3 separate regions of the Homo sapiens genome follow, and regions 2 and 3 are each linked to region 1. A link is a contact called in ENCODE Hi-C or POLR2A ChIA-PET data. All regions are on one chromosome and are shown on one strand. The core of a region is the stretch at or near the end of the contact, and the rest is flanking DNA. Distances in the headings are between cores, read along the strand shown.

Region 1 (3,563 bases), core at 394-2,893:
TTAGCCAGGTGTGGTGGTGGGCATCTATAGTCCCAGCTACTCGGGAGACTGAGGCAGGAGAATTACTTGAACCCGTGAGGCAGAGGTTGCAGTGAGCCAAGATCATGCCACTGCACTACAGTCTGGGCAATAAAGCCAGACTCTGTCTCAAAAAAAAGCACCTATGTAATAACGCACACGGCTAAAGGCTAGGGGTATAAGGTAGGGAGAGGAGTGAGCAGTTATGGAGAGGATAGAATCAAGCAATTAGTTAACTACACCCACTTCTAGGAAATGTCAGCCATTATAAGATTAATGCAAAATTAACTTGTAAGTTCCACCACTGCAGAGCTCCGATGTTGGCTTATAAGTAGGTTCAGAGTCAGTTAAAAAGATACCTAAAATGAACCAATTGCTACTCCCCTTGAAAAAGTATGATTCCCTAATTTCCTACCTTGTTTCAGAAGGCACTTAAGATGGCAATATTCCTTTAATTCATCCGTTATGCATTGAACTATGCACCCCCTCCTCTAAATAAAGATAAATTGAACTCCTAATCTTCAGTACTTCATAATGTAACCTTATTTAGAGATAGTCTTTACAAAGCTAATCAAGTTAAAATGAGGTCATGAAGGTAATTCCTAATCCAGTATGACTGGCATCCTGCTATTATAAAAAAGGGAAATTTGGACACAGACACAGGGAAGATGTGAAGAGACACAGGGAAAAGAGGGCCATCTACAAGCCAAGGAATGCCTGAGGCTGCCGGAAGCAAGTAGAGAAGCCTGGGGCAGATCCTTCTCCAGCACCTTCAGAGAGGGCATGGTCCTGGTGAGATGCTGATTTTGGACTTCTGGAATCCAGAATTGTAAGATGACCAATGTCTGCTGTTTAAGCCATTCAATTTACGGTATCTGTTAGGAAAGACCCTAGGAAACGAATACACCATGGTATAAACTCCACGCAGCCTACACCCTCAGAGCCACTGCCTTTTTAAAGAGCTAGCACTGCACAATTTTACATGTAGAATGATACCTAATCTAAGCAAAACACAACTCAGGAAAGGAATGCATATCGCCATTTTATTTTAGTTTGTTTCCAATTTAGTTACGAATGTCTTCTATGAGAATGCTTGTAATATTTAAGTATAGTAATATATTATCAGCTGAGACATAACAATTCTGGATAATCTAAAAATTCTAGCTAACAAAGTTGATACATTATAACTGAGGTGTCCAATTTTTAAAAAAATACTTAACTGAAACATATAGGCATTTAGCATAAACTAGAATTTAAGAATATATGTCATGTAAAAAAGAAAAACAAAGTGTATGTCATAAACACAAAAACATCAACAAATAAGACACTTGATAATAAAAATGCTGAAAGTCAAAGACAAAAAGACACAGCAAGAAAAGAGGATGCATCACTTATAAGGGAAACTCCAGTTGAGACGAAAGGCTGACTTCTAAGCAGAAACCTGGTAGCTATGAGTCAGTGGGGTAATATATTCAAAGCGCTCAAAGAAAGGAAAAAAAAAATTTTAAAAAACCGTCAACCAACAATGCTGAATCTGCCAATGCTTCCATCTAAATGTGAAATAAAGACTTTCCCATAAGGGCATGGTGGTTCACAACTGTAATCCCAGCACTTTGGGAGGCTGAGGACGGAGGATCACTGGAGCCCAGTAGTTCAAGACCAACTTAGGCAACACAGGGGGACACCATCTCTACAAAAAATTTAAAAATTAGCCAGGCGTGGTGGTGTGCACCTGTAGTCCCAAGCTGCTCAGGAGACTGAGGTGGGAGAACCACTTGGGCCCAAGAGGTTGAGGCTGCAGTGAGCTGTGACCGCACTACTGCACTCCAGACTGGGCAACAGAGCGAGACCTATCTCAAAAAAAAAAAAGACTTTTCTAAAACGAAAACCTAACAGAAGTTGTTCCTATGCTAACAGACATACCTTACAAGAAATACTAAAGAAAGTTGTTCAGGCTAGAAGCAAGTGTTCTCAAACAGCAAGTAAAGTCCACATGAAAAAACATACAAGAGTACCTGTAACAGCAATTGTTAATTATAAAGGACACTATAAATGTGTATTTTTTCTTTCTTCTCTTAATTGATTTAAAAAGCAACTGTATAAAACTATATATATATATTATAGGCCAGGCATGGTGACTCACGCCTGTAATGCCAGCACTTTGGGAGGCCGAGGCGGGCAGATCACGAGGTCAGGAGTTCGAGACCAGCCTGACCAACATAGCGAAACCCCGTCTCTACTAAAGATACAAAAACTAGCCAGGTGTGGTGGCAGGCGCCTGTAATCCCAGCTACTCAGGAGGCTGAGGCAGGAGAATTGCTTGAACCCGGGAGGCGGAGGTTGCAGTGAGCCCAGATCACACCACTGCACTCCAGCCAGGGTGACAGAGACTCAAAAAAAAAAAATTATATATATATATATAATATAAATAATAATAACAGCACAAAAGAGGTAGGTTGAAATGGGCTAACATAAAATAGCATATCAATTGAATTAAAAAACCAGAATCACAGAATCATCTTAATACACACACACACACACACAAAAATCAGGTGACAAAAATCCAACACCTTGTCATGATAAAAACATAGAAAAGAATTCCTCTCTGAATACAATAAAAATTGTATTTATGGGCCAGATACAATGGCTCATGTCTGTAATCCCAATGCTTTGGGACACTGAGGGGCGGATCATTTGAGCTCAGGAGTTCAAGACCAGCCTGGGCAACATGGTGAGAACCCATCTCCACCAAAAATACAAAACATTAGCCAGGCGTGGTGGCACACGCCTGTAGTCCCACCTACTCAGGGGACTGAAATGGAAGAATCACTTTCACCCAGAAGGCAGGGGTGTGGTAAGACAAGATCACAGCACTGCACTTCAGCCTGGGCAACAGAGCAATACCCTGTCTTAACAAAAGAAAAGATTGATTTACGGAATTAATAAAATAAAAGAGGAAAAGAGCTCCTCAATCTGACAAAACGCATCTATAAAAAACTCACAGCTAATATCTTACTTAATAGCGAAAACACTGGATGCTTTTCCTCTAAGATTAGGAAAAAGACAAGAAAATTCCCTCTTGTTAACTTCTACTCAATACTGTACCATAGGTTCTAGCCAGCAGTTAGAAAAACAGGCATCCAAATTTGAAAGGAAGAAGTAAACCTATCTTTATTTGTATGTAACATGATTTTATATAAAGAAAACCCTAAAGAATCCACTAAAAAATTACTACTAGAATAAACGAGTTCAGCAAGGTTGCGGGTTCTAAAATTAATACATAGCCATCAATTGTATTGATCTCATAAAACTATGGAGTAGAATAGTGGTTACTAGAGTAGAGGCTGCAGATGTGGGGGGTGGGAGGAGTAGCCAAGGGGTGGTTAATGAATACAAAATTACAGCTCGATAGGAGGAATAAGTTCTAGTGTTCTACAGCAACAGTCCCCAACCTTTTCGGCATCAGGAACCAGTTTTGTGGAAGACAATTTTTCCATGGACTAGTGGGGGATGGTTTCAGGATGAAACTGTTCTCAGATCACCAG
Region 2 (3,563 bases), core at 380-2,879, 210 kb after region 1:
GGAAATGCTGAGAGTTATTGTTCTGGGGAGCTTCAAATAAAGTCCAGTGGGGGCATGGCCTGGGAACACAGTTCAAACATAATAATATCTGATTTCTTTGTTTCTTTCTTTCTCTCTCTCTTTCTTTTCCTTCCTTCCTTCCTTCCTTCCTTCCTTCCTTCCTTCCTTCCTTCCTTCCTTCTTTTCTTCCTTCCCTCCTTCTCTTTCTTTTTTTTTTGAGACAGGGTATTGCTCTGTCTCTCCCAGGCTAGAGTGCAGTGGCATAACCACAACTCATTGAACTCATTTCAGCCCCCACCTCCTGGGCTCAATCAATCCTCCCACCTCAGCCTCCGAAGTAGCTGGGACTAGGGGCAAAAGCCACCATGTAGGGCTAATTTTTTATAGTTTTTGTAGATACAGGGTCTCTCTATGTTGCCCAGGCTGGTCTCAAACTCCTGACCTCAAGTGATCATCCTGCCTTGGCCTCCCAAAGTGTTGGAATTATAGGCATGAGCCACTGTGCCTGGCAATTATCTCTAATTTGTAAAACCACCTTGCAAGGTAGGTGCCCTTTGTCACCCTCAATTTGCTATGAGGAACTGAAGTCTGAGAAGCTCGGGTTGCTTGCCCTGGTCGCAAGGCTGGTGAGCGGGGAGCTGAGCCTCACGCACAGGCTGCCTCTCCGTGATGGAGGCAGCCATACCCATGGAGGTCACGCCCTGGAACAGAAACCCAGCCTTGCCCAGTCCATGACATTTGTTTTGTGAAAGCAGATGCTGTGGCATTGCCCTGGCATTGCATCCTTTGGGCAAAGTCTCAGTCAAAGGAGAGAACGTTGTAGTAAAGAAAGCAAGACAGAGCTTTCAACTCTCAGGCCTGGAAAAGCCTGCGCCAGGTTCCTCCTGTGCATAGAAACAGGGAGGCAAAGGAATGAGTTGAGTAATAAGCTCAAGGCTTCAGGTATTACAAACAGAAGCAATAAAATTGACGCTTGGCTGAGTTATCAGGAGGCAAAGAGGCAAAAATCCAATTTAAAAGATTATGCCAAATGGAATAAATCCAAAGTAATGGGATTGCTGAGCCTTAGCTGCCATAAAGGGAAACCATAGCATGTCTTGGTTTACAAAAAAAATAATACGGAGGATAAACACAAGCTGATTTAGTGTTTGGACTTAGTGTTTGGGGAAATCGTTACTATTTTTCCAGAGAGGGCTATAGTCAAGGACTGTGCCTGCAGTGCAATGCATTCAATAAATATTTACGGAGAGTCCTCAGGCCTCAAGTGTTCTCGATGCACCCGAGCCAGTGGCGTGCTGTGTGTGCGTCTGGGGGTGCTGTGTGTGCGTCTGGGGGTGCTGTGTGTGTGTGTCTGGGGTGCTGTGTGTGTCTGGGGGTGCTGTGTGTGCGTCTGGGGTGCTGTATGTGTCTGGGGGTGCTGTGTGTGCATCTGGGACCGGGCGCCACTCTTCTTCATATGGTGCTGCCTGAAACCCCACATCAGGTTTGTGGGATTTAGGAGGACTGGGGTGAACGAGATGTCTCTCATGGGAAGATGTGGATTTGGGAGGCACCACCCCAGCAGAGAGGTCTTTCGTGCCCTTAGAGGGGCCTTCAGCTGGAGGGAGGAAAGCTGGAGTCACTGCAAGAGAATCTCAAACACCATGACTCACGTTTGATTATACTAAAAGAGAAACTGCTTTGCAGGTCTGCTTAAAGATCTCATTGTGTTCCGCATAAGCAGTTTCGTTCTGAGGTGACCGAGATTTTGTAAGGCACAGTTCTTTTCAGTCATTAGTCTGCAGCACCCAGGATAGCCTCATCTCAGCTGTGGAACAGAGACCAAATGTTCAGACGCAGGCACCAGAAAGGGTGGTTCAGAAACGAGGTAAGAACAGCTCTGGCTCTGAGCGCTGTGAAGCACTCTGCTAAGCGCTTTATGCACTGTCTTTGTGTAGCTACTAAAAGTACCTCATCTGACAGATTCGAAGGCTGAAGCTCAGACAGATTCAGTAACTTGCCCAAGGCCACACAGCCAATGATTAGCAGAGCAGGGATAGCAGTACTTGACCCCTCTGCTGTCTGGTCTCTCCTAAAGGGGGAGACTTTAAAGCTAGATAATCGGGGGAACAATTCAGCGAAACAAGTAGGGGTTTGTGCTAGTAAAGGCCACATCCAATTCTGGAGTTTTCTTCTCCTTTGTTTTCTGCTTATTCAGAGAAGAAGATAGTACAGACCTGACTGCAATTTCCCCACGCTCAAACAGTGTCTGTTACACACAACAAAAGCCTCAGTCTATGCAGATCAGGATCACTGACAGAGAATGTCCAGATGTGTGACAAGACAGAGACACAACCATAAAAGTGACATAGTGTCTCAGTAATGGTTTATATAAGAAGCACAGAGGATATCATGTACAAAGAGGGATTTCTATTTGTCTCTTAAAACAAAAAAATTAGTAGTCCAGAGGAAGGAGACTCCCATGCCCTGTGACCCTGGTTGATAAAAAGAGCCGGTTGAATCAAGGTGCATGGGCAGATCTTGGTCCTGCTCAGAGCAGCCCTCCAGGCTGCTGCGCCCCACAGCCAGGCAAGCATTCTGCCCACTCACTGCTGCCGTCTCCCCGGCACCAGAAAGAACCAGCACAAAGAACTTTCCAACTTTTTGAGGATGGGCAGATAGGGAAAAGGAGTATCCCTTATGCTCTCCACTCCTTTTCCCTAACATCCTCATATCACTCTCCTCGGAGTTGTCACCATGAAATTCATTCATTCATTCCTTCATGCTTTGATTTGTTCCTTCCTGCATCCAGCCCCTGTCTATTCATGACTCAACATTCATGCAGCATTTAGTCTGTCAGATGCCATGCTCAGCCCTAGAGTTATAAAAATGAATAAAATGCAATGAGAGAGCATCTTACACCAGTCAGAATGGCTATTATTAAAAAGTAAAAAAACAACAGATGTTGGTGAAGATGTGGAGAAAGGGAACCCTGCTGGTGGGAACGTAAATTAGTTCATTCACTGTGGAAAACAGTATGGCAATTGCTCAAAGAACTAAAAATAGAGCTACCGTTCCACCCAGCAGTCCCACTACCGGGCATCTGCCCAAAGGAAAATAACTCATTATATCAAAAACATATCTGCACTCATATGTTTATTCCAGCACTATTCACAATAGCAAAGATAGGGAATCAACCTAAGTGTTCATCAACGGGGCATTATTTTAAAAATGTGGTATATATACATCATGGAATGCTACTTGCCCTTAAAAAAATAAAATTAAGGCTGGGCACAGTGGCTCACACCTGTAATCCCAGCACTTTGGGAGGCTGAGGCAGGAGGATCACTTGAGGTCAGGAGTTCCAGACCAGCCTGGCCAACATGGTGGAACCCCGTCTCTATTAAAAGTACAAAAATTAGCCGGGCATGGTGGGCGCCTGTAATCCCAGCTACTTCGGAGGCTGAGGCAGGTGAATCGCATGAACCTGGGAGGTGGAGGTTGCAGTGAGCCGAGATCACACCACTGCACTCCAGCCAGGGCAACAGAGTGAGACTTTGTCTCAGAATAAATAAATAAATAAA
Region 3 (3,563 bases), core at 335-2,834, 180 kb before region 1:
AAGAAAAAAAAAATCAAACCCAATCCAGCTTCTAGATCTAACTACTAGTTTACAGGAAATATAAGACTAGGGACAAAATGTTAAAGGACACCCAGGGCTGCAATCAGCAGAATCCAGAATGTGGAAACTGCCCATCAGCTGACACCTGTCATAGCTGGATGATAGTACATGGGGGGGTTGTTGTATCGTTTGCTCTACTTTTGTGAAATGTTTTATAATAATGGGTTAAAAATACTTACAAGTGTTTACATACACTCAGCCACAAATCCAAAATAACATCCGATCAGACACCTCTCCATAACCCACTGTGATGGGAGACAGTGACAATAGATATCTGAAAAAGGGATCAAAATCTCTGCCTAGCTCTTTATCCTGCCTCACCTCCCTGCTGACCTTAAGCTGATGCAGACCCGGGTGAACTGATCAGGGGCCATCGGCAAGCCCTTCTTTCCCCAAGGGTCATGAACTAGCACATTTCCTGGGGTGGGGGATGAGGAGTGTGCGGAGGCTCTGCCATGCTCGCACAGGCCCCTCGGACTCTGAATCAAGAGTCAGTACCACTGATCCAGGGACACCGTATGTGGGTGTGGAGGGTGATGCTGGCCTGAGTTCTCAGGCCTGGGCTCCAGATCTGACTCTGCTGCTCACCATCTGAGTGACTTCAGGTAAATCACTTAACCTCTCTGAGGGCCAATGTTTTCCTCTATCAAAAAAGGAGAATCAGGCCAGGCAAGGTGGCTCACACCTGTAATCCCAGCACTTTGGGAGGCCAAGGCAGGCAGATCACTTGAGCTCACAAGCTTGAGACCAGCCTGGGCAAGGTGGCAAAACCCCATCTCTACAAAAAATACAAAAATTTGCCAAGCACAGTAGGGCGTGCCTACAGTCCCAGCTACTCTGGAGGCTGAGGTGGGAGGATGGCTTGAGCCCAGGAGGCAGAGGTTGCAGTGAGTCAAGATCGCACCACTACACTCCAGCTTGGGTAGTAGAGCCAGACTTTGTCTCAAAAAAAAAAAAAGAGAGAGAGACTCATTCGCTCAACAAACACTTGTGCAGGATGTGTAAATGAGGTAGACAACAATCCCTGCAGTCAGGGAGCAAGGATCATGCACACAGAATACTGTTACACAGGGCTGGATGGGAGAAGGGCCATTGGGGAGGTAAACACCACTGAGGTGTCTGAGCGGAAGAGGTTCACTTCTCTCTGCATATCAGGTAAGGCTCCCTGGAGCAGGTGGCATTTGAGCTGAACCCTGACAGATGGCTCTCAGCAGGTGGATGTGGAAAAGGAGGGCATGCCGGTAGAGGGAGTGCTGAGCCCACGGCAGGTTCCGGGTTTTGCTGGAGCCCAGAGCTTAAGAAGGAAGCAGTGAAAGATCAGGCAGGTGAGGCCATCTGCGGAGGCCCTGAATGCTGCCCAGGGTCCAGGGATTTGGAAGGCCATGGGAGGCCATTTGGAAACTTTTGAAAAGGGTGCTTTAACCAGGACTGTTCTTCAAAAGTATTATAAAGAGGATGGACTGGAGAGAAAGACTTCATCCTATTTACACTCTAGGAAGAGAAGAGGCCCACTCAGCTTCTCCATAAACTGTTTCTGATTGACAGAATCGAGACAGACGCCTCAGACTGTGCAGCAGGGCGCCCTTCTCCAGGAGAAAGACTGCACACACACATACACACACACACACGACATACACCACACACAACACACACACCACACAAACACAACACACATACACTACACATAACACACAATACATGCACACCACATATACACCACACACATCACACACAACACACAACACACACACACCATTCCACACACCCAGAACACACACAAACACAGTTTTGTGAATGAGGAGGTGTTGGGCAGGAGTCTATAGGACATAGGAGAGAAAGCACAGCTGGAAAATGGAAATATGTCAACCTCTAAAATGCAGACACAGTTAAGGGTGAAACCATGAGACATGGGGAAAATGATGCCTCCTCTTTTCTCCCGTTTCGGAGAGGAGCTTCCTCTTTGCATCTTGCTTTGGTTCATTCTGGAACCAAATTCTCCAGGACTCAGAGGATGGGAGCATACAGGGGATAGGGGGCTGGCCCTTTCTATCCTCTCTACAGAAGAAAACAACATTACAAAGGCAAAATGCATGCAAGTAAAAAAAAAAGTTTCATAGAGGTGTGCTGGAGAGTTGATTCATAACCATGTTCATTTTCTATTTGTGTTATTTGTCCGCTTTTTAAAATTTGTAATTTAAAATTGTACAGGAGGATCACATGGGATCACAAGTTCAAGATCAGCCTGGGCAACATAAGACCCTGTCTCTACAAAAGAAACCATCAAACAATACATCACACGCAACACACACAACACACATGCACACCACACACACACACGACACATGCATGCCACACACACCACACACCACATACCGCACACCACACGCACATCACATACCATACACACAACACATGCACACCACACTCACACCACACACAACATACACACCACACACAACACACACTATCTGGGCATGGTGGTGCCCTCCTGCAGTCCTGCTACTCGGAAGTCTGAGGTGGGAGGATCGCTTGACCCAAAAGTTCAAGGTGCAGTGATGGTGCCACTGCACTCCAGCCTGAGTGACAGAGCAAGACCCTGTCTCAAAAAATAATAATAAAGAAATTAAATTTAAAACAATAAAAAAGAAATGACTCACTGGAGGACATGTGGTTGTCATCTATCAAATCCTATGATCCCCATTATGAGAGGCATTGTGATGAGATTTTCCTCTTCTCATTTTTGCAACAATTAACTTTAGTAACTTTTGTGTTCTTTCTCTTAAAGAGACCCCACAAATCGTATAAATTTTTGACCCCCCCGCCAAATTCTGATCTCGAGACCTCAGAATAGAGAGTACCCCTGAATTCACACTTCCGTTTTGCTGGTGGGGAAGGGCTGAGTGGGGGAAATAGCCCCTTAAATGGGTAGGTGTCTGCTTCTCAGTCCTTTTGATAAAAGTGTGGATTCAGCTTATCTGACCAGCTAGGCAGGATTAGTATGTCCCTCTCATAGATGGAAAGTTAAGTGATTTGTCCACAGCCACACCCTGACAACCTTGCTAAGACCCCAGGCCCCAGGCTCCAGGCCACCGCAGTATCAGCTGCCTCACTGTTCCAGGACACGGAGAAACCGGGAATGCACCTGTCATCCATAGCATCCTCCCTTCCTGGTTTTGATAAATCAGACTAATCCCTCTCCATTTGTCCACTTCTCACTTCACCCCCTTCATGGTCCCAGTGAGAGATCAGACAACATATTTCATTCGTTGCAAAACCTTGCAATCACTTGGGCCGGGAACTGGCAAAATCAGGTCACGACGGCAATCCTTGCTGGGGATCCTGAGGCCAAGGAAGCAGGAAAGACCCAGGAGTGCAGGGACTCGACCCTGCGGGGATCCCGTGCCTGGAGATGCCAAATCACCATGTTCTGCCTGAGCCCGGAGGCTACCTGCTGAGCTCCCAGGGAGGCAGTAGGACTGAGGATCACGGAGGGCTTTTTTCAC

The links. A loop is a pair of places that touch in the nucleus more often than their neighbours do. ChIA-PET counts read pairs that join two places held with the same protein, here RNA polymerase II (POLR2A). Pooled maps may share reads with other maps.
Region 2: a loop to region 1 is called in a pooled map, with 5 times the contacts of the local background. The contact joins two enhancer-like sites. A Hi-C loop is called at or near these places in 4 of 37 single-sample maps with no recorded cell type and 10 of 50 pooled maps. POLR2A ChIA-PET finds 5 or more read pairs at or near these places in 2 of 52 experiments (activated CD4-positive, alpha-beta T cell and naive thymus-derived CD4-positive, alpha-beta T cell).
Region 3: a loop to region 1 is called in a pooled map, with 2.9 times the contacts of the local background. The contact joins two enhancer-like sites. A Hi-C loop is called at or near these places in 1 of 37 single-sample maps with no recorded cell type and 7 of 50 pooled maps. POLR2A ChIA-PET finds 5 or more read pairs at or near these places in 1 of 52 experiments (MCF 10A).

What each region holds. Positions count from the first base shown.
Region 1 is chr13:27,146,253-27,149,815 of GRCh38, forward strand. All of the region lies in intron 1 of USP12 (ubiquitin specific peptidase 12), which reads right to left. The region is part of intron 1 of USP12-AS1 (USP12 antisense RNA 1); the gene reads left to right. Among named protein-coding and RNA genes, the nearest start is that of USP12-AS1, 23 kb to the left of the region's middle. RefSeq lists an enhancer at 1,490-1,679. Within about 2 kb of position 1,644, at least 2 of the 41 ENCODE cell types and tissues checked have a DNase peak (open chromatin) inside an H3K27ac peak, as active enhancers do.
Region 2 is chr13:27,351,627-27,355,189 of GRCh38, forward strand. No RefSeq gene overlaps it. Among named protein-coding and RNA genes, the nearest start is that of GTF3A, 71 kb to the right of the region's middle. RefSeq lists an enhancer at 1,541-1,610. Within about 2 kb of position 1,630, at least 3 of the 41 ENCODE cell types and tissues checked have a DNase peak (open chromatin) inside an H3K27ac peak, as active enhancers do.
Region 3 is chr13:26,971,026-26,974,588 of GRCh38, forward strand. No RefSeq gene overlaps it. Among named protein-coding and RNA genes, the nearest start is that of USP12-AS1, 150 kb to the right of the region's middle. Within about 2 kb of position 1,585, at least 5 of the 41 ENCODE cell types and tissues checked have a DNase peak (open chromatin) inside an H3K27ac peak, as active enhancers do.